Regions from separate parts of the Mus musculus genome. Here region 1 is linked to region 2. The links are chromatin loops, found by intact Hi-C in ENCODE. Cell type or tissue: heart. All regions are shown on one strand. Links, peaks and the distances in the headings refer to the core of each region. The heading gives the core; the rest is flanking DNA. Region 1 overlaps Wnk1 (WNK lysine deficient protein kinase 1). Region 2 overlaps Ninj2 (ninjurin 2).

The links. Hi-C counts contacts between places; a loop is a spot of excess contacts. Peaks named below come from ENCODE experiments on the same cell type or tissue, not always from the same donor. Only the 100,000 strongest peaks of a DNase experiment are listed, where the experiment ranks them.
Region 1: a loop joins it to region 2, with 4 times the contacts of the local background. A loop is called at or near these places in 7 of 42 quality-filtered maps.

The regions. Positions count from the first base shown.
Region 1 is chr6:119,942,465-119,951,990 of GRCm38, reverse strand. It overlaps Wnk1 (WNK lysine deficient protein kinase 1), which reads left to right. Exons shown (of 28, transcript NM_001199084.1): 13 at 1-93; 14 at 194-356; 15 at 860-976; 16 at 1,319-1,492; 17 at 1,691-1,748; 18 at 1,861-1,983; 19 at 2,572-4,016; 20 at 5,671-5,754; 21 at 7,207-7,290; 22 at 8,125-8,185. Among named protein-coding and RNA genes, the nearest start is that of Rad52, 45 kb to the right of the region's middle. In heart, for the core only: a CTCF peak has its summit at 4,589; no DNase peak of the experiment used is centred there.
Region 2 is chr6:120,193,800-120,203,325 of GRCm38, reverse strand. Ninj2 (ninjurin 2) reads right to left here. Exons shown (of 4, transcript NM_016718.2): 2 at 5,192-5,423; 3 at 4,499-4,683; 4 at 2,988-3,313. The coding sequence ends at 4,517. B4galnt3 (beta-1,4-N-acetyl-galactosaminyl transferase 3) reads left to right here. Exons shown (of 20, transcript NM_198884.2): 20 at 1-2,573. Among named protein-coding and RNA genes, the nearest start is that of Gm25327, 55 kb to the right of the region's middle. In heart, for the core only: CTCF peaks have their summits at 5,142 (motif pointing right) and 6,265; DNase peaks (open chromatin) are centred at 5,135 and 8,195; H3K27me3 peaks cover 276 bases.

The DNA of each region.
Region 1 (9,526 bases), core at 640-8,639, 250 kb after region 2:
TCAGGGAGTCTCTCAGGCTGCTCCTCCAGAACAAACTCCAATAACACAGTCACAACCTACTCAGCCTGTTCCATTGGTTACCTCTGCAGACAGGTAAGTAAACTAAAACACTCTTTTGAGTAGTAGGCAGGAATATGAAACTTCAGAATAATATGCCTTTGAATCTTATTATACACGATTTTCCCCCTCAAAGTGCACATTCAGACGTTGCTTCTGGTATGAGTGATGGCAATGAGAATGCTCCATCATCCAGCGGGAGGCATGAAGGGAGGACAACAAAACGGCATTATAGAAAATCCGTAAGAAGTCGCTCTCGGCATGAAAAGACTTCTCGCCCAAAACTGAGGATTTTAAATGTAAATATTGATTTGTGACCATTGTATTGCTTAAAGAATTTAGCACTTTTAATTTTAGAAATCATGAAATCTAAACCACTCACTTTGTTAAAATAAAGATAACTCATCTTTATATATAATTTCATAGCAACTTTTTATTTAATTACACAATTTCTTCTATTGAGTATCACATTTCATTTTGTTGTTGCACCTAGCTCTAGAGTTTTAACTAGTAGAAAAACAGACTAGATGCTTTTGCTAATGGAAGTTGAAAAGAGCTCAAGATCTTCTCACATATTTCTTTAGCCAATTTAAAATTTAAGGGATGGTCAAGGGTGGTGGCACACACCTTTAATCCTAGCACTTGACAGGCAGAGGTAGGCAGATATCTGAGTTCAAGACAACTACACAGAGAAACCCTGTCTCAAACACACACATACACACACACACACACTCAAGGAATTTCAAGATGACTTCCCGAAGTCTGTAATAAGTCAGAATATGAATTACTTTTTTCTTTTTAGGTTTCAAATAAAGGAGACCGAGTAGTAGAATGTCAATTAGAGACTCATAATCGGAAGATGGTTACATTTAAATTTGACCTAGATGGTGACAACCCTGAAGAGATAGCAACAATTATGGTATGCCTCCATTTGGAATTCCACATTTTCCCATAGTATTTGGTCTTAAATACATGTTCTAGGCAACCATGCATTATTTTGTCATCCACTTTCATTCTGACAATAAATTTTAATTCATGTTCTAAAACTAGCATACCCAACCATGATTCTATGATTTAGAGATGGCTTTTGTCTAAGATGTAGCTGTGTATATGTTCAGGGTCTTATAAAGGAAAGTAGTATTTTAAATACCAAGTACATAGTACAGCTGATGTACAGACTAAAGTCATAAAAATAAAATGGTAATTGAATGACTTAAAGCTTAAAAAAGTACTAATAAGATTGATATCACGTTTCTTATAGGTGAACAATGACTTTATTCTAGCAATAGAGAGAGAGTCTTTTGTGGCTCAAGTGCGGGAAATTATTGAAAAGGCTGATGAAATGTTAAGTGAGGATGTCAGTGTGGAGCCTGAGGGTGACCAGGGATTGGAGAGTCTGCAAGGAAAGGATGACTATGGCTTCCCAGGTTCTCAGGTAGGTTCACCATACTTTTAGTTAGTTCTGTTTATTTAAAATAGTTCTGTACTGCTTAATCTGCCAAACAGAATATCCACTGATAAAATAATGCCCTTGTGTCTGAGAATGAACATTTATGTTCTCATCAAATGACAATATGCTTTGCATAATCATGGAGGTTGCATTTGAGAAGAGTTTTACTTTTGCTTATTGTAGAAATTAGAAGGAGAGTTCAAGCAACCAATTGCTGTATCTTCCATGCCACAACAAATAGGTAAGCTTTTCTTTTTTTATTTGACAAGGAGTTGTATGTGCTAATAACGAACTCTCAAGGGTTTATTCATATATAACAATATATATGAATTTCAATGATTTGTTTTGTTCAGGTGTTCCTACCAGTTCTTTAACGCAAGTTGTTCATTCTGCTGGAAGACGGTTTATAGTGAGTCCTGTACCTGAAAGTAGGTTACGAGAATCAAAAGTTTTCACCAGTGACATATCAGATCCAGGTAAGAATGATTCAGCCATGCTTTAGTAAATCTTACAGCATCTCTGATATGGTGGAAGCTTGATCAAGCAATAATTAATGATCAAATCAAAAGTAGAAAATTAAAAGTAATAAAGTCACACAGAAGAAGGAAATGAATTATAATAGAGAATGTAGTTGGACATGACACATGCACGTGATTTCATTGCTCAGGAGACAGAGAGAAGGGGGATGATCAGGAGGTCAGCCTGGGTGGCTGAGTGACACTTTGTCTCCAAAAAAGAAAAAATAGAAAAGAGAAATAAGAGAAAGACTGCAGACCATGAAGGACCAGGTGTGCTAAACAACCTATACAGTAGTGTGTTTCTGTATTTAGAGGTAAATTTTTTTTTCAGGTTAGTCTTATGTTTGATGGTTTTCAAGATTATGTACTCATAAGCTGCCTTACTAGGGTAAACTGCTCCTTTACTGTTTTACTGCATGCTGTTTCCTTGGGAGTCTTACTGATGTGTAGCATTGTTGATAATCCAATAATGGTTCTTCAAAAACTCTCTTTTTTAATCCATGTGTATATATAGGCTAATTTCTTTATTTTTGTTTTCCTTTCTAGTTGTGGCCTCTACATCTCAGGCCCCTGGAATGAACTTATCTCACTCTGCTTCATCCCTCAGTCTCCAGCAGGCTTTTTCTGAACTGAAACATGGTCAGATGACTGAAGGACCCAATACAGCACCTCCAAATTTTAATCACATGGCGGGACCAACATTTTCTCCCTTTTTGGCTAGCATTGCTGGTGTCCAAACTGTAGCAGCATCCACACCGTCAGTATCAGTCCCTATAACAAGCAGTCCTCTTAATGACATTTCCACATCAGTGATGCAGTCTGAGACTGCACTGCCCACTGAAAAAGGCATCGTGGGAGTTACCACTACCAGCACAGGTGTGGTAGCTTCAGGTGGTCTCACCACAATGTCTGTGTCTGAGTCACCAACATCTTCCAGTGCGGTTTCAAGTTCTACAGTACCTGCAGTTGTCACTGTGTCCACACCATCCCAGCCAGTTCAGGCTTCCACATCTGGGAGCATTGCTTCAAGTACAGGCAGTTTTCCTCCTGGAACATTTTCTACAACTACAGCTACTACAATGGGTAGTGTGGTGGCCCCAGATGCTAAGCCTCCAACTGTATTATTGCAACAGGTAGCAAGCAATACTGCTGGGGTTGCCATAGTGACATCAGTCTCTACCACCACTCCATTCCCAGGCATGGCTTCACAGCCATCCCTTCCACTTAGTAGCAGCACCTCTGCTCCTACTCTAGCTGAAACAATGGTGGTTAGTGCACACTCACTAGACAAGGCATCTCACAGTAGTACAGCAGGATTGGGTTTGTCCTTTTGTGCGCCATCCTCTTCCTCCTCCTCTGGAACAGCTGTGTCTACTTCTGTTTCTCAGCCTGGTATGGTTCATCCTTTGGTCATCTCATCAGCTGTAGTTTCTACACCTGGCCTCCCCCAACCAGTAGTACCTACTTCTACACCTTTATTACCCCAAGTACCTAATATCCCACCCTTGGTACAACCTGTTGTTAATGTGCCTGCTGTACAGCAAACACTCATTCACAGTCAGCCTCAACCAGCTCTGCTTCCCAACCAGCCTCACACACACTGTCCTGAAATGGATGCTGATACCCAATCCAAAGCTCCTGGGATTGATGATATAAAGACTCTGGAGGAAAAGCTGAGATCTCTCTTTAGTGAACACAGCTCATCTGGAACTCAGCATGCTTCTGTCTCCCTAGAGACACCTTTAGTAGTAGAGACGACTGTCACACCGGGCATCACTACCACTGCTGTAGCACCAAGTAAACTCATGACTTCCACTACAAGTACTTGCTTACCACCAACCAGTTTACCATTAGGAGCAGCTGGCATGCCAGTTATGCCAGTAGGCACACCTGGGCAGGTTTCTACCCCAGGCACACACGCTTCAGCCCCAGTCGGCACTGCAACAGGAGTAAAACCTGGAACAACTCCCCCAAAGCCAACTAAGACTGTGGTAAGAGTCATCATACAATGACTAAATAAATATGATTACTTTTCTTTCCTCTCAATAATTACATGTTTTCAGCTGAGTCTTGCAAGTTATGAAGGTGCCTGGCATATAAACTCGTCTCTCAGTCTTAAAGTGACAACAGTTTTAGGATCTAAGTATAGGTAACACAAGAATGTTCTCTTAGTTTGGAATGTGGCTAGATTTTTAGGTTATATTGAACAGTTTTCTTAGAATGTAGAATTATCAGGTAAAATAAATAATGGTCAAGTAAAATACAGGTTTTTCCCTGGGTCTTATGCCTCATGTCTATTACCCCAACACTTGAAGACAGAAGGTAGTTACAAGTTACAGGAAAGCCTGGGCACTACAATGAGTTACAGGCCAGTCTTGGCTATAGAATAGGGCTTTGTCTCTAAATAAAGAAATAGGAAAGAAAAGAAAAAAAACCAAGGGCTCAGCATTTAAGAACACTGCTCTTTCAAATAACCCAAATTTGGTTCCCAGAAGCCATGTGCAGAAGACTTAATAACAACCTCTGGATCTGACCTCTCCTGGCCTCTGCAGGCAACTGCATTCAGAATGCTCATACTCCCACAAAGACATGCATAGATATAAATAGTTTAACAATATAAGTCTGTTGAAAAGGACAGGTTATTTCTACGGGATTGGTAGATATTAAAGAATTCTACATCCCAAAAAGGAGCAAAATGTATTGACCAATAAAGGAATATTTTATCATCTTTTAGTTGAGAATGAATATTCCTTATTGTAGATTCCTTTGATAAAAATTGGGAGTTAATAAAAAGTTGAAGTTGGGCTGGAGAGATGGCTAAGCAGTTAACTTCTAGAGGTCCTGAGTTCGATTCCTAGAACCACGTGTTGGCTCATAGCCATCTGTAATGGGGTCTGATGCCCTCTTCTGGTGTGTCTGAAGAGAGTGACAGTGTACTCGTAAACAATAAATAAAGTTGGAAGTTGATAAAAGTGATTGAAAATGAAAGAGGAAATAATAGCATTCTAGAAATCCAATAAACAGAAACTATTTAATTGTGCTGTTGCAGATGTCCTCTCATTCTGATATCTTCATCCTCTTTCTGTGCCAATAGAATAATATAATTTTATGCCTTTGTTATCAGTCATGACCTTTGTTTATTTCTAAATCTGCTTGTTTTCTTTGAAATGTCTTATTTATCTCATATGAGCAACTTCAAAAATTTGTTGGTGGCTCTTTTTTTGGCACTTGATGCCTGGTGCCCAACAAAGTCAGAAAAGGGCATCAAATCCCCTAGAACTGGAGTTTTGAGCCACAATGTTGATTCTGGGAACAAAACTTGGGTTCTCTATAAGAGCAGCTAGTGCTCTTAACTGCTGAGCTGTCTCTTCAGCCCCTAACTGTACTCTTATCTGTCTACTTAAAAATTTTGTTCTTTTTGTTTCCCTTCTCATTGCATTTTATCATTTGTTTCATAGTTGTTTGATTGTAACTGTCATACTAGTGTCTTTGGTATGTTGTCCTTTAAAACAGACTGAAAAGTGTAATTTAAATGCTATAAGTAGACACATTTTAGTATCGTTCTGCTTTTAAATTAATTTTTTCTTAGTATATATTTTTTACCAATGGTAGCTCATAGACTTGAATTTTCCTTCATTATTATAGGTGCCACCAGTGGGTACTGAACTTTCAGCCGGTACTGTACCCTGTGAGCAGCTGCCACCTTTTCCTGGACCTTCTCTAATTCAGGTGCCAGTAACTTAATAAATTATTTTCTTCACCAGAAAAGCCCCTGCTTTTCTTCACCAAATTTGTGTAAATTCTCCATTGTGTTATTTATCTTGGCTTCTAGATCATTCTGGCTATGAATTAGTAATAACATTCTTGTAAACTTTTCTTGGCAGGCCTGGCATGGTGGCACTTGCCTTTAATCCCAACGTTTAAGGTGGTGTGTTAGTTTCAGGCCATCCAGGGCTACATAGTAAGACCCTGCCTCAAACAAAGAAGTTAATAATAAACTGTATCTGGCTATACTAGTCAGATGGTGAGCTCTGGATTAAAATGAGACACCCTGCCTCTATATAAGGTAGAAAGCAATCAAAGAAGACACTCAAGCTTCTACACACACAGTGTATATAAGTGTGGCCCACCACAGCACCACAGACACACAAATAAAATGAAACTTAAAAAGAGAAAAAAAAAAGTAAAGCTGAGCTTCTAAGCCATTGTAGAAATAAAAGTTGTACATATTTCACTCTTTGTTCCTGAATCAGAAAAAAAACGACCCATAAGTCTGCATTCTTGAAATCTTTAGAACCCCCTCCCCCGAGGAAGAAGAAGAACATCAAGAGTTCTTCCTCACTCTTCCTTAAAACTCTGTTCACTATGTTTTAAGAAAGAAAGGAACCCATGAACCAGGCCTTGTAGAAAAATAATTTTACCACTTGGGTAGGTCAAGAAAAAGAATGTAGGTATGAGAACAGCTGGCCATTCCCAGAGGGAGAAGAGAGGAAACCACATGGTAACTGGTACAGCTTTCCTCTGGTGTTTACCATTTTTTTTCACTAGTGAAATGGTTGAAGTACGGCATGGTCATACTTAACAATATTTAAGTTACTCTTTTTTCCTACTACCATTACCACTGCATTTAATTGCATTCTCATCAAGAAAGCAGTTCTGAGCCCATTGTAAACATGAAAAAAGTTCTGAAATGAAAACAACAAATAAATTTGAAATGATATTTGTAATTCTTTCTTAAATTATGTTTAAGAAAAGCATGACAGATTGCTTACATGAGAAGCCCGTTATGCATTTATCCCTACTTATTTGATCCTAATTTTCATTTGAACATGATAGGATAAGTAACATGCCACAAGTTAACATATGAATGTGGGTATATAATTTAACAATAGATTCTGATATACTTTCCAGAATGTATTTTCATAGAGAAACCAGTAAAGTCACTAACATTAAACATAGAAGATAGAATGATTCTGAAACTACAAAAGCATAAATGTACTTGGATTGTCCTAAGGATTGATAGACTGACAACTTGATAGATAATATTACTTCATTATACTGGTTTTATATTCAGTATTAGAACAAATGTGATTTAGAGCATAAAATGATGTAATCTGTATAATTAGCTATATATAGTGACACTGAAGGTGCTAAACAACTTACAGTACTGTTTTTGCTTAGTCCCAGCAACCACTAGAAGATCTTGATGCTCAGTTGAGAAGAACACTTAGTCCAGAGACTATTACAGTGGCACCTGCAGTTGGTGTAAGTTTTTAAATGGCGATCAAAAACAAACAAAAAGCCTCTTAAGATTGTCTTCTAGCATAAACTATCATCTAGGTGATTATTACCTTAATTCAGAGTCCTTGTCAGCAAAATGACACAGATTTAAAAGAGTAACTATGGAAAAAGATATCAGAGATGCTTGTTGTTTTATTTATTTTCCTCTCAGCAAATTATATTGTAGCTCAAGCTTACGATTTTGTGCTTTGGAAAAGGTTAATCCTCTATGACAATATTTTTATTAGAACTACGGTCCAGTCAGCTAGTGGACGCCTATCTCTGTGAGTTCAAGGTCAGCCTGGTCTACAGATAAAGTTTCAGGGCAGCCAAGGCTAAACAGAGAAACCTGCTTTAAAAAAAAAAAAATTCCCTAATAAGTATCTAAGCTAAACTATTTAAATATCTTGTGAGAGGCACTGAAAAGATGGCTTAACAAGTAAGTACATGTGCTGCTCTTGGAAAAGACCAGAGTTCAGTTCCTGGCACCCCAACTCTAGCAGCTCACAACTGCTTGTAATTCAACCTTCAGGGAATCAAATGCATTTTTCTAGCCTCTTCTGGCACCTGTATACATATACATGAATAAAAATAATTTTAAATTTTTTTGTGCTGAAAACTAACAGAATAGTAAAGAAGTTTTGTTTTGTTTTCCTAAAAGCTGCCTTTCTTTATCAAAACTTTAGGTTGTAAAAGAAAAAAGGAGAGGGAAAAAACCCCACTACATTTTTTGTCCATTTTACATAGATGAAAGGTAGCAAAAGTTGTCAGAATGATGAAAACTGAAGAGTCTGTGGTCTCTGTGTATGTGTTTTGCAGCCTTTGTCTACGATGTCTTCAACAACAGTTACAGAAGCAGGGACTCGGCTTCAAAAGGATGGTGAGATGCCTCCTTCTTCCTTTTGCTTTACTGAACCCAGATCTACCTGTAAATGATAATACAGTTTACTACTTAAAGGACACATTGTTGCACTTTTGACTTATATATAAGGATGTTTCATGACTGAAGAACATTGCTAAGTAATTTCTAAAGTAGGAAATATTAGTGGACTAATGAGTCTTGAATGATTATATTGGGGTGAAGAGTTACATGTAATAAGCATTGTGTTATTTTATAAAATTAGATCCATTGTTATTATTAAAAAACAATTTACAAGCCCAGGTGTGGTGGTGTGTCGCAGCAGAGGCAGGATAATTCTGAGTGGAAGACCAGACTGAGCAATATAACTAAAGCAAGCTTAGCTACATAGCTGTACACTGTCTCAAGCGGGGAAAAGGCTAGGAGTAGTCAGTTTACAGATAACTATTAATGATTTGTAGCACTGACTATATAGAAATATAGTTTATCTGGAAGAGCCTGTACATAACATTTGTTTATTGATAAAATTTAAGGTAAATTTATCAGTTTAGACATTATAATTTTTATTTTCAAAGCAATTACCTTCTGAATTGGCTCTCATTAAAAACAGTAGAAATGAGTACAACAGTACAGAAAGTCTAGAAATGAACAAAGTATAGATTTCCGATGTATTTTAGATGTATTGAATATATACAATAAAAGCTGATATTTATCTCAGGGCTGGGAATAAAATCTACAGGCACAAATCCTTGGGGTCAATCTACATCACTTAGGGTTTGGGGTGACAAGGCGTGCCAAATAAGAAAACACTAGGTCTAATCCCAGAACTCAGAAAGCTAAGGTAGGAGGATTGCCATGAGTTGCAAGCCAGTGTGGGATGCAGTGTCAGACCTTGTCTCAGAAACAAAACAGGGAAGAGAAGCATGTAAAGTCTGAGAAAGGTGGTTTTTTAAGCCAGTAAAGTTTGTTGGAGACAGGGTCTCTACATAGCCCTGACTTGCCTGGAACTCACTTTGTTAACAAGGCTGGCCTAAAAGCTCATAGAGATCCTCCTACCTCTGTCTCCACTGATTCGATCACAGGTGTCAAGATAGGAAATTTTGATAAATGGTTTGATCAACTATGTAGTCATCTGTATAATGCCAAGATGAACAGAGTTTAGACCAAGGTAAAATTACAAATAAACGTCATAAAATATCACTGATAAAAGTATATGTATGTCTGGCAGTGGTGGCACACACCTTTAATCCCAGCACTTGGGAGGGGAGAAGCAGGCAGATTTCTGAGTTCAAAGCCAGCCTGGTCTACAAAGTGAGTTCCAGGACAGCCAGGGCTACACAGAGAAACCCTGTCTTGAAAAAC
Region 2 (9,526 bases), core at 902-8,901:
AGCCCGTGCCTTCTAAACCCACACATCTCTCCTGGTGGCTACTGAACAGCTGGCCTTAACCCAATCGGGCCAGTAACCCAAGTCGGACAGACAGAGAGTTCTCTAGACTGGAAGCCCAACACTGGTGGCATCTTCCTACTGCAGTGGGGTGTCGGGTGGGAATGGGTGGGCAGAGGGCCCATTCTCCCAAGTGTCTGACATACGGGCTGGTGTAAAACCAGCAAGATCAAGCAAGAAGAAGAAATGCCCCTTCTCCTTTGACTCTCCTGCCAGGTAAGACCCGGAGAGAATAGGAAGGCATCACCAAAGGTGACATGAATAGCCTTTCAGTTACTTAAGAGAGACTTGGGGACGGACTCAAGCAACATAGAAAGGCAGGAAGGGAAGGAAATGTGTATACTGCAAGCCTAGTGCCCTTGTGGCCTTGCCCTCCTGCAGAGAGAGCCCAGCCTCCCAGCCCTAAAGAAATAAGGAGGTGAAACCGGGCCCTCAGATAAAGGGCAGGGCAAGGTATGGGACAGACAAGAACAGGGGCAGGAAAAGCTGGAAAATGGCTAAGTTCTGAGAAGAAGCAGCCTGCAACCCCTTCTGTCCACCTGATGGCGCGTACTTAGCTGTACTAATAATCCCGGTCCTCTCTGGCTGGAGACGCTCTGCTGCAGCTGCTTCACCAGTGGTGCATTGAATGCTGGGCATTAATTAAGCTCAGTCTGTGAAGGGGGATGGTGAGGGTCAGGGCACCATCTTTCTGCTGTGAGAAATGGCTGGTGGGTATGCAGCAGGGCCACTTTGCAGAGCGTGACCACTATGCTGTGAATCAAGAGGGCCGCATCTGGAGTTGCAGGACCCACGTGGTGGGCTCTGAGTGCCAGGAGCAGAGCTTGGCACATCCAAGGTGGGGCCCTCTGGGAACCCACCGGGCCTTTCTTTGAAGCTATCCGAAGGGCAGGGCCGTCTGTTTCTGGGCTGCAGCTTTTTCTCCTGCCTGCTCAGGCCCTCTGCCCTTTAGAAAAGGTGCACAGGAAGCAGGCTAAGGCTGCAGCAGAACAGCTGGAGCGCCGGGCTTCTCTCTGAAACCAGAAACTTTGGGCCCTGTGCTCGAAGGCCAGAGCCGGTGGCTGCAGCCCTCCTGTTCTGTCCTAAGGACTAGAATCCCCCTGGGCCTCCCCACCCTGCTTGCCTCCTCCCTCCCAGGTCTAGTGCCTTGTGTCTGACATCTGTTACCTCCTTACCATCTGCCTTAAGAGAGAGGAAAGTGCCGTGGGTGGGGAGAGGGAGGAGGGCATTAAAGTCAGCATCTTAGAAAACAAGCGGCTGTTTCCTTCTTGCCCAATCAAGGTAGGAAAGGGTTGGGTGGAAGAGCCAGGGGTGTTCCTAAGCCATTCATGTCCCTCAGCTGTCTGCTCAAGGACACGCTAAGGACCATCCATCCCCTCCCTTCTGACTTGACTCCTGGTTCAGTGCTTGCCAGCAGAAGGGACATTTTCTGTGCTGTGCTTGGGAAGGGCACAGCAGTGTCCCGAGTCTATTAGTCTCAGCAGCCCAGGTTGTGGTCTCAACTAGAAAGTCCCCCACCCCCGTCCTAGTGAGGAAGACAAGCTAGAACCGTGCAGCTGTAATCCCAGCACTTGGGATGCTAACACAGAAACGTCAGGAGAGCATGTCAGCCTAGGCTAATAGATAAACATAAGAAAATCTTTTCTGTGTGAGTTGAAGATGCCCTACTAAGGCTTCGCAAGTGTGAGTTGGCCTCCCTAGTTATGTTTGACCTAGGCAAAAATTTTTCAAGAATTTATGTATATGGGTGTTTTGCCTGCGTGTCTGTGTGCCACCTGTGTGCCTAGTGCCCAGAGAGGCCAGAAGAGGGCATTAGATTCCCTGGAACTGGCGTTACAGGTGTTTGTAGGTCACCAGGTGGGTGCTGGGATTTGAACCCAGAACTTCTGGCAGAGCAGCCGGTGCTCTTAACTACTCGGCTGTCTCTCTACTTCTCCCCCCACCTCCCCTTTTTTCTTAAATGCTTTTAGCCATGTTTAGTGGTGCATGCCTTTCATCTCAGCACTCCAGAGGCAGAGGCAGGTGAAACTGTGGGTTTGGGGTTTGAATCTAGCTTGGTCTACATAGTGAGTTCCAGGCCAACCAGAATTACATGGTGTGACCCTGTCTCAAAAAAAGAAAAAGAAAAATGTAATCATTTAGAATGTATGTGGTGTATGTATGCCACAGTGCAGGGTGGTGTCAGAGGGCAGCTTTCAGTGATCCGTTCTCCTCCCTTCACATCATATGGGGTTCCTCCGGCTTGGCAGCAAGGGCTTTTGCTCACTAACCTTCCCACCAGTGAAAATCTGTATTTTTGTTGTTGTTAAGATGTATGTGTTTCAGAGCTGGAGAGATGGCTCAGTGGCTGAGATCAACAACTCTCCCAGGGAGCCCAGGCTCAATTCTCAGCACCCACCTGGTGACTCACAATTGTCTGTAACTCCAGTTCCAGGAGACCTGACACCTTCACACAGACATTCATGCAAGCAAAACACCAATGAACATAAGATGAAAATAAATTATTTTTAAAAAGATTAATGTGTTTCATGTACATTAATGCTCTGTCTGCATGTAACATATGCATGCCAGAAGAGGGCATTGGGTCCCATTATAGATGGTTGTGAACCACCATGTGGTTGCTGGGAGTTTAGCTCAGGACCTCTGGAAGAGCAGTCAGTGCTCTTAACTGCTGAGTCATCTCTCCGGCCCCAAACATTTGTATTATTAGAACACACCTAAGAGACACCAGACATCATTAGTGTGAAAAGTGGAGTATGTTTATAGTAGATTCTTTAAAAGGCTATGTGTGCATTCGTCAATCCAGAACTCAGTGACCTCTGTCACCATACAGACGACAATAAGCCTTTTTGAGGACGAAGATGATGAGGTATCCACGCACCAGCCTGATTTAGAACCCATTGGACTGAAGACAGCAAGACTAACTCGGTGAATTTTCAGATATCTTTATAGATAGATTCCATTTTGCAGAAAGGGAACATTGAGGCCTGGAGCACAGGAAAAGAAGGCAGTGCAGAGTGTGCAGGCTGTGCAGGAGCTGCCTTAACAGACCGAGTTACTGCTGCTGGAAGCAGCTCGGGCCTCCAGACCAAAGTGCAATTACGTCACCCAGGAAAGAGGCCCACTTTAATTCTGGTGCTGTGGACAAGAGGCAGGGGTTTCTTCGTAGCCCTTGAAGCTCTCCTGGAGGCTGTGGGAAATGCTAGTTATCCTGACAAGTCAGGGACAAAGGCTGAAGTGGCTCTAGACCCAGCTCCTGCAGGGAAAACAGACAAAAGGTAATGCAGGGGCGGGGCCAGATGAGGCTCCTCCTGGGCTGGATTTACACCCAGTCCGCATGCTGATGTAAGTAAAGAATGGAGTCATTCAGGCGCCCTGAAGTGCAGTTTCCAGGCTGCTCCTAGGGGGAGCATTATGGATGCTGTTGTTGGCTCATCTGCCATAGTAGGGGACCAAGCAATGCCTGACTACTGTGCTGTTAGGCAGCATCAAGTAGACACCACAGCCCCATCTTTTTCTTGCCAACAGGCCACAACAGACACTAACCACACAGGCCCTCCGTTCCATCCCAAGCTGGGGGTGGGGTCTGCCTAAAAACCAGCTGGGTGTGGCACACCTGTCATCTTTAGTTACACAGGAAGCTTAGGTCTAGCATGGGTTACAAGAAACACTGCCTGAAAGCAAACAGCAAAAGAAATGAAGGATAGTCACCCCTTCAGAGCAAAGGTCTCAGGGGCAGGTTTCACTAAGTCCCCCTCATGCTATGTGTACTGACTGTGGGAGGCTTGTCCCTATAACCCAGCCCTTATGGTGCACAGAGTGAGGAAGGCCGACTCCTGTATCCCTCATGATTTATTTGCCGTGGCAGGCCCATCCCTTCACACCAGAGCTTGTGGATGTACGGTGGGAAGCTCATGCCTGTAACACATCGCTCATGGTGCATGTCCTGTGTGAGGCCCGTGCTTTAAGCCAGCACTCTCTGAATACCCTGGTTGGAGCCTGAAACCAGCTTGCCAGCCCTCATGGTGTGTGTACTTGAGAGTTGGGGGAGGCATGCTTATAAACAAGCACCAACTGTGAAGATTCTGTTGGAGGCTGACATTTGTATACCAACAGTCAGTGTGCGTGTATAGGCTCGAACCTATAACCTAGCATTCAAGGTGCAGATACATCCATGACTCATGCATGCAATACAGCATCCATGGTACATGCATTGTGGGAGATTTACACATGTATCCCATCCCCCATGGTGTGTGTACTTTGGGAGGCCTGTCAGCTCTTCAAGGACTCCCTTGCCTATGGGACTATAGACCTTCCCCCTTGGTGTGTGTGTGGTGGTGGGAGGACGGAAAGAGAGCCCTCGTACTCTGACCTCCAGAGACCGAGAAAGTCATTGATGAGCCCTTGGATCTGAGGTCCTCTGGGCCTCTGCCTCATTCACCTGGGACCTAGGTAGTCATCAAATAGGATTGCTGGAGGTCCTGGCAGCCATGGAGGCTGCATGGTGTGCTCCGAAAGCAGTGATAAAAATGTTGATGACCACGGTTATGAAGACCAAGATGGTGGCAGCATTGTTGAGCTTATTTAAATGCCTCTGGTTCTCTACCTCATTCAGGTTCAGGATGGCTGTGGAGACAAGGAGATCAGGGTGAGTGGTGGTGGATGGTGGGTGGGTAAGGGTCAATCTAACAGGGCCAAAGCCTGGAGCTTCCCTCTCCCCACCCATGAATTTGGAGACAACCTGGCTTTGGAGACCGATCAGGAAGAAATGAAGTCACTGGACTGAAGTGTGTTTGAGTCTTCTAGCACATGAAACATCTACTGGATGATTCATAGAATGGACATTGGGATGCAAAAACGTCTACGAGGGAAGGTGTACTTCCAATACAATGGACACAAGAAATTGTCACTAGCTAGTAGGGTCAGTCATTTATCAGCTGCCGAGAAGTGCCCACCCATGGGATATGAGGAGATAGGACTGGGGGTGCCCTTAGTGTAGGATCTGTTACCTAGGCGTAGATGTGTAACCCCTCTGTTAGCAGGTGGCTGGGAAGTTTCACATATGATGCAGGGACCTTTCCTACCACCAGGGGGCGCCAAGGCAGAAAGCCTGACTCCAGGCTGGGCTCCTTACCGATGAACACAAGAAGGAGGCTAATGACCACTTGCAGGAGCAGAGAGACAATGATGAGGGTGACTAGGGTGGTGTAGTACTCCGCGAATGGCCCTTGCTGCAGCACTGATTTCAGCCGCATGGCATTGGACATAAAGAGCGCCACGTCTAGCATGCTCTCTGCCACACTCTTCTTGGTGGCATAAAAGTTCAGGTCTATGCGCTGGTTCCCTCCGCGCATGGAGTGCCTGTGCTATAAGAGAAGAGAATCTGGTAAAAGGGCTGGAAGGGACTGGGAAGAATACAGGGGTTTTAATACCCTCCCCAAAGGCGATGAAATGTCCTCTTGGGTGACAGTGACAGCCTCCCTGCTCAGCTAATGACCTGAAACCAATGAAAGGTTGGGAGGATGTGGAGGTGATAGTGGGTGTACTGTTGGTTGAATGGATTGGTGGATGGAACCTCTGTGGACCACTAAGCTCTGAACTAACTAATGCAACATGACAGAATCTGTTTCACTATTGCCGTACACCTTCACGTCATCAGATGAAGACAGACAACAGAAGGAGATCTGAGACCTGGCTGAAATGGAAAAAACACTTCCTCCAGCATGGCCAGCCCCACCTTAGCCAGTACCTGGGTCAGGAGTCCTAGAGCTTCCTTCCCACTCCCCCATATAAAGGACCATGGGCTATTAGAAAAACACGTCTACACAGCAATGCATAGCAGTTGAAAGGTCTTAACTTTAAAAATTGTTTGGGAAGACTAGAGATGTATCTCGGTGTATAGTGCTTCCCAGCATGCCCTGGGCTATAGTTTCGATTCCTGCCATTGCTGAAACAAATTAATATTTTAAATTATTTTAAAATAATTTGGTTTGTTTTTGTTTTCCAGGGCAGAGTTTCTCTGTATAGCCTTGGCTATCCTAGATCTCCCTTTGTAGATGAGGCTGGCCTTGAACTCAGAGATTCACCTGCCTCACCCTAACCCTAAGTGATGGGATTAAAGGCATGCACCCCCACTGCCCTGCTAAATAAAATTACTTTTGAGATATAAAAGCAAGTTCTTGTTCTCACTAATTCTAATATCCCAGAGGGGGCGCTGCAAGACCTTTGTAGTCGCTCAAGAGTGCTTGGAGCAGATGGAGCTAGAAGAGGCAGAAGCAGGAAGACTCTACATGCTGTGGTCTCACAGGGCATGGTGGTGGCCACCTGTAATCCTAGAATAGGAAGGCCAAGGAGGCAGAGGTGAGAGAGGAGCAGGTATTTGAGGCCAGCCTGAGCTACACAAGACCCTGTCTCAAAACACAAGGGCCTATGAGGTGGCTCAGTGAGTAAAAGTGCTTGCTGTAAAGTCTGACAGCCTAAAGTCAGTCTCCAGGGTGTGGTGTGGGTGGGTGGGTGGGCTGTGAATAGAGAGGTCACTGAGTGGGTGGATGCAGAGATATAGGTAAACTGTGGGCGGGTAGGTCTATAGACTGGGATGGATGGATGAATGGATAGGTGGTGGGTGGATGAGAGAAATAAGTTTTAGGGAGTTTGGGTGTCTCTTTTACTCAGCATGCATAACTCTAATAGGTTCTCCACATCCCTTCACATCTTCACAAGGCTCAGGTAGTTAATTATACCTAGGCCTTTTGAGACGGAAGGGCCTGTTTAATCAGAATCAGGGCTTTAAAGGAAGCCAGTTGTGGTAGTAACATCTGAAATCACAGTATTGGAAAAACAGAGCCAGGACAATCACCACGAATATAAGGCCAGCCTGGGCTACATCGTGTCTCAGAATAGATGGGACTGGCTAGATGGCTCAACAGGCACTCATGCTTGCTGCCCAAACCTGAGGACTTGAGCTTGATGCGTGGAACTGGAGGTGAAAGGAACAACCCACTCCTCAAAACTGCCCTGACACCCACACATGTGTCATCCCGACACCCACACGTGTGCCATGCCATGTGTGATGGACACACAAGGGTGGTAAGTGAAAAATTTAAAATAGACACTAATAAATATACCCAAGATAGCCTAACAGTCGTTTTGGAGTTGAACATGGTGGCTCATGTGTAGGCTCTCTTGAAATTGTTTGTTTTGGTTTTTTTCTGCTTTGGTTTTACTACACACACACACATATATTTAAAGACAGGGTCTCATGTATAGTCCAGGCACAGTTCAAATTCGCCATCTTCTGGCCTCAGCCTCTGAGCTGAAGTGTGCACTCCAGCTTTAGGTAGGATAGGAATGCAGAGGAGATGGGGAAGTCAGGTGTAACCTTGGCTAGGGGATGAGATTGAAGATTCACAGGGACTCCTTATTAAATGTAGATGGAGCATGCCCACCAGGAAGAAGTGAGGCTGGGTGAGTTAGAAGAGACAGTCACCACTCACCCCTGTGCTCCACCCGCTGGGATACAAGCTGCTCACATTGGGCCCTGGTCATGACCATCAAAATCAGACTGGAGGCTCTAGTGTGGTCCACTTGGTAGGATGCTTAGCATAGAGCCCTGGATTTGATCCCCCAGGACAACACAAGTGGCTGCTGGTGACACACACTTGTAATCCTAATAATCTACAGACGAGGGGTCTTGACTGTTGTGTCTTCTCAGCCAGTTAAAGAATTGAAAGGCAGGACAAACCCCGAGCACAACGGCGAGCAGGGGAGACGTCTCAACCACCACAGCAGCAGACAATCTGCAGTTGCAGAAAGTCATTTCTTGAAGGCAAAGAAACACACACACACACACACACACACACACACAAAGCAGACACCCGGAGAAAGAGATTTCCCACCCCCAAAAGCAAACTGGGGCTAAAAGGAAAAGAAAAAAAAAATCCAATCTCTTCTTGAGAGCTGCAGGTTTTAGATTCGCTAAAAAGTTTTCCTCCTCCAATTTAGGATTGGCCAGTTTAAAGAAGGAGGGCTTGAATTGCCGGCGACTGTTGAGTAGCCCGTGCCAATCTGGTCTGGAACTGGTTGGGCCAGTCCATCAGCAGGTGGCCTGTTGGAGGAGTTAGAGTCCCTGGTAGGCAGGCAGCCAGGAAGAAGGGCCGTCCCAGGGACTCACTCCCAGTCTCCCACTGGCCTTCTCCAGCGGTAGAGAGAGACAGGAGGATCAAGTGAAGCTTGGGGAACTGCAAAAGTGAAGACCCAAGTTCACACTGTTATGCTCGCCAGGCACTGGGGAGCAGAGATGGGTGGATTCTGGAGTCTGCAGCCAATCTCCGTCAGTCTGGGAACACCGGGTCTGGTGAGAGACTGTCTCAAAATGAAGAGTGATTGTGGAAAACACCCGGCTTTGAACTCTGACCTCCACAAGGATACACTTTCCCCTAGCCGCACAATTTTAATTAATCTATACAAGGTTCAAATGTGTTTTAATTGAACACACTTGGGTGGCCCTAGTGAAAATAGAACATTTATCCTTTCCCTGAGCTAAATGAGAACAGAGAGAGTGGCATTGTTTGAAGTCATCGCCTAGGGGTTAAAATAGCACCCTACACACAACTGTTAGACAACAAGGCCTGGGGCGAGGGAAAGCCTCTCAGAAGCCCTGAGCTAGAACAGCGACCACCCCACCGCCTTGGATTGCTGGCTTCTTGGGATGAGGAGGGAGCCTTTGTTTCTGCCTGACAGCATGCTCCTCTCTCCCTTCCTGTGCTGTGATCTCACGAGGAGATTAGCTTTGTAGGCCGGGCTGACAACATTGTATCAATAACTAAAACCGCTAGAAGCTGACTGGGGAAGGACCGGGAAACTCCAAGGCTGTAACGCTGTGTCGAGAGTTGTTTCAAAGCTAGAAATCCTTGACAAATGGATGTCTTAATTATAAACTACTTTACAAAATTCATATTTAGAGAACGATAAAGTCAAGTCGAGCTCCCAGAACTAAAAAATGAAAATGAAAAAGCTGAACTCCAGAGGTGGAGATATGCTTCTAACTGTTAAGAGCACTTGCTGCTCTTACCGAAGACACAGCCAACACAGGTGGCTCTCAGCCACCTCTAACTTCAGATCTAGGGGGATCTAGTACCCTCTTCCAGACTCCATGGGAAGGCCAATGGTTACATCCGACCCAAGGCTATAGGCCAAGGCCCTGGCTCATTTGCTTAAGGCCTGGTCTGAATCACTCTGAGAACACCAACAGATGGCTCACTTGATAACATTTTCCAATGGGCTGCCCCCCCAATCCCCACTCCCCAATCTCCCAACCCCCCACCTTTGAGCTGTTTCCCATCCCCTCTCAAGCCCTTCCTTACCATCCTTCAGGACTTTGCCCCTCCTTCCAAAAGCAGCTCACACCTGGTTTGAGAGTTGATAGACTGGCTGTCTCTAAAAACTTTCAGGGGCAGAGCCTTAACTCAAA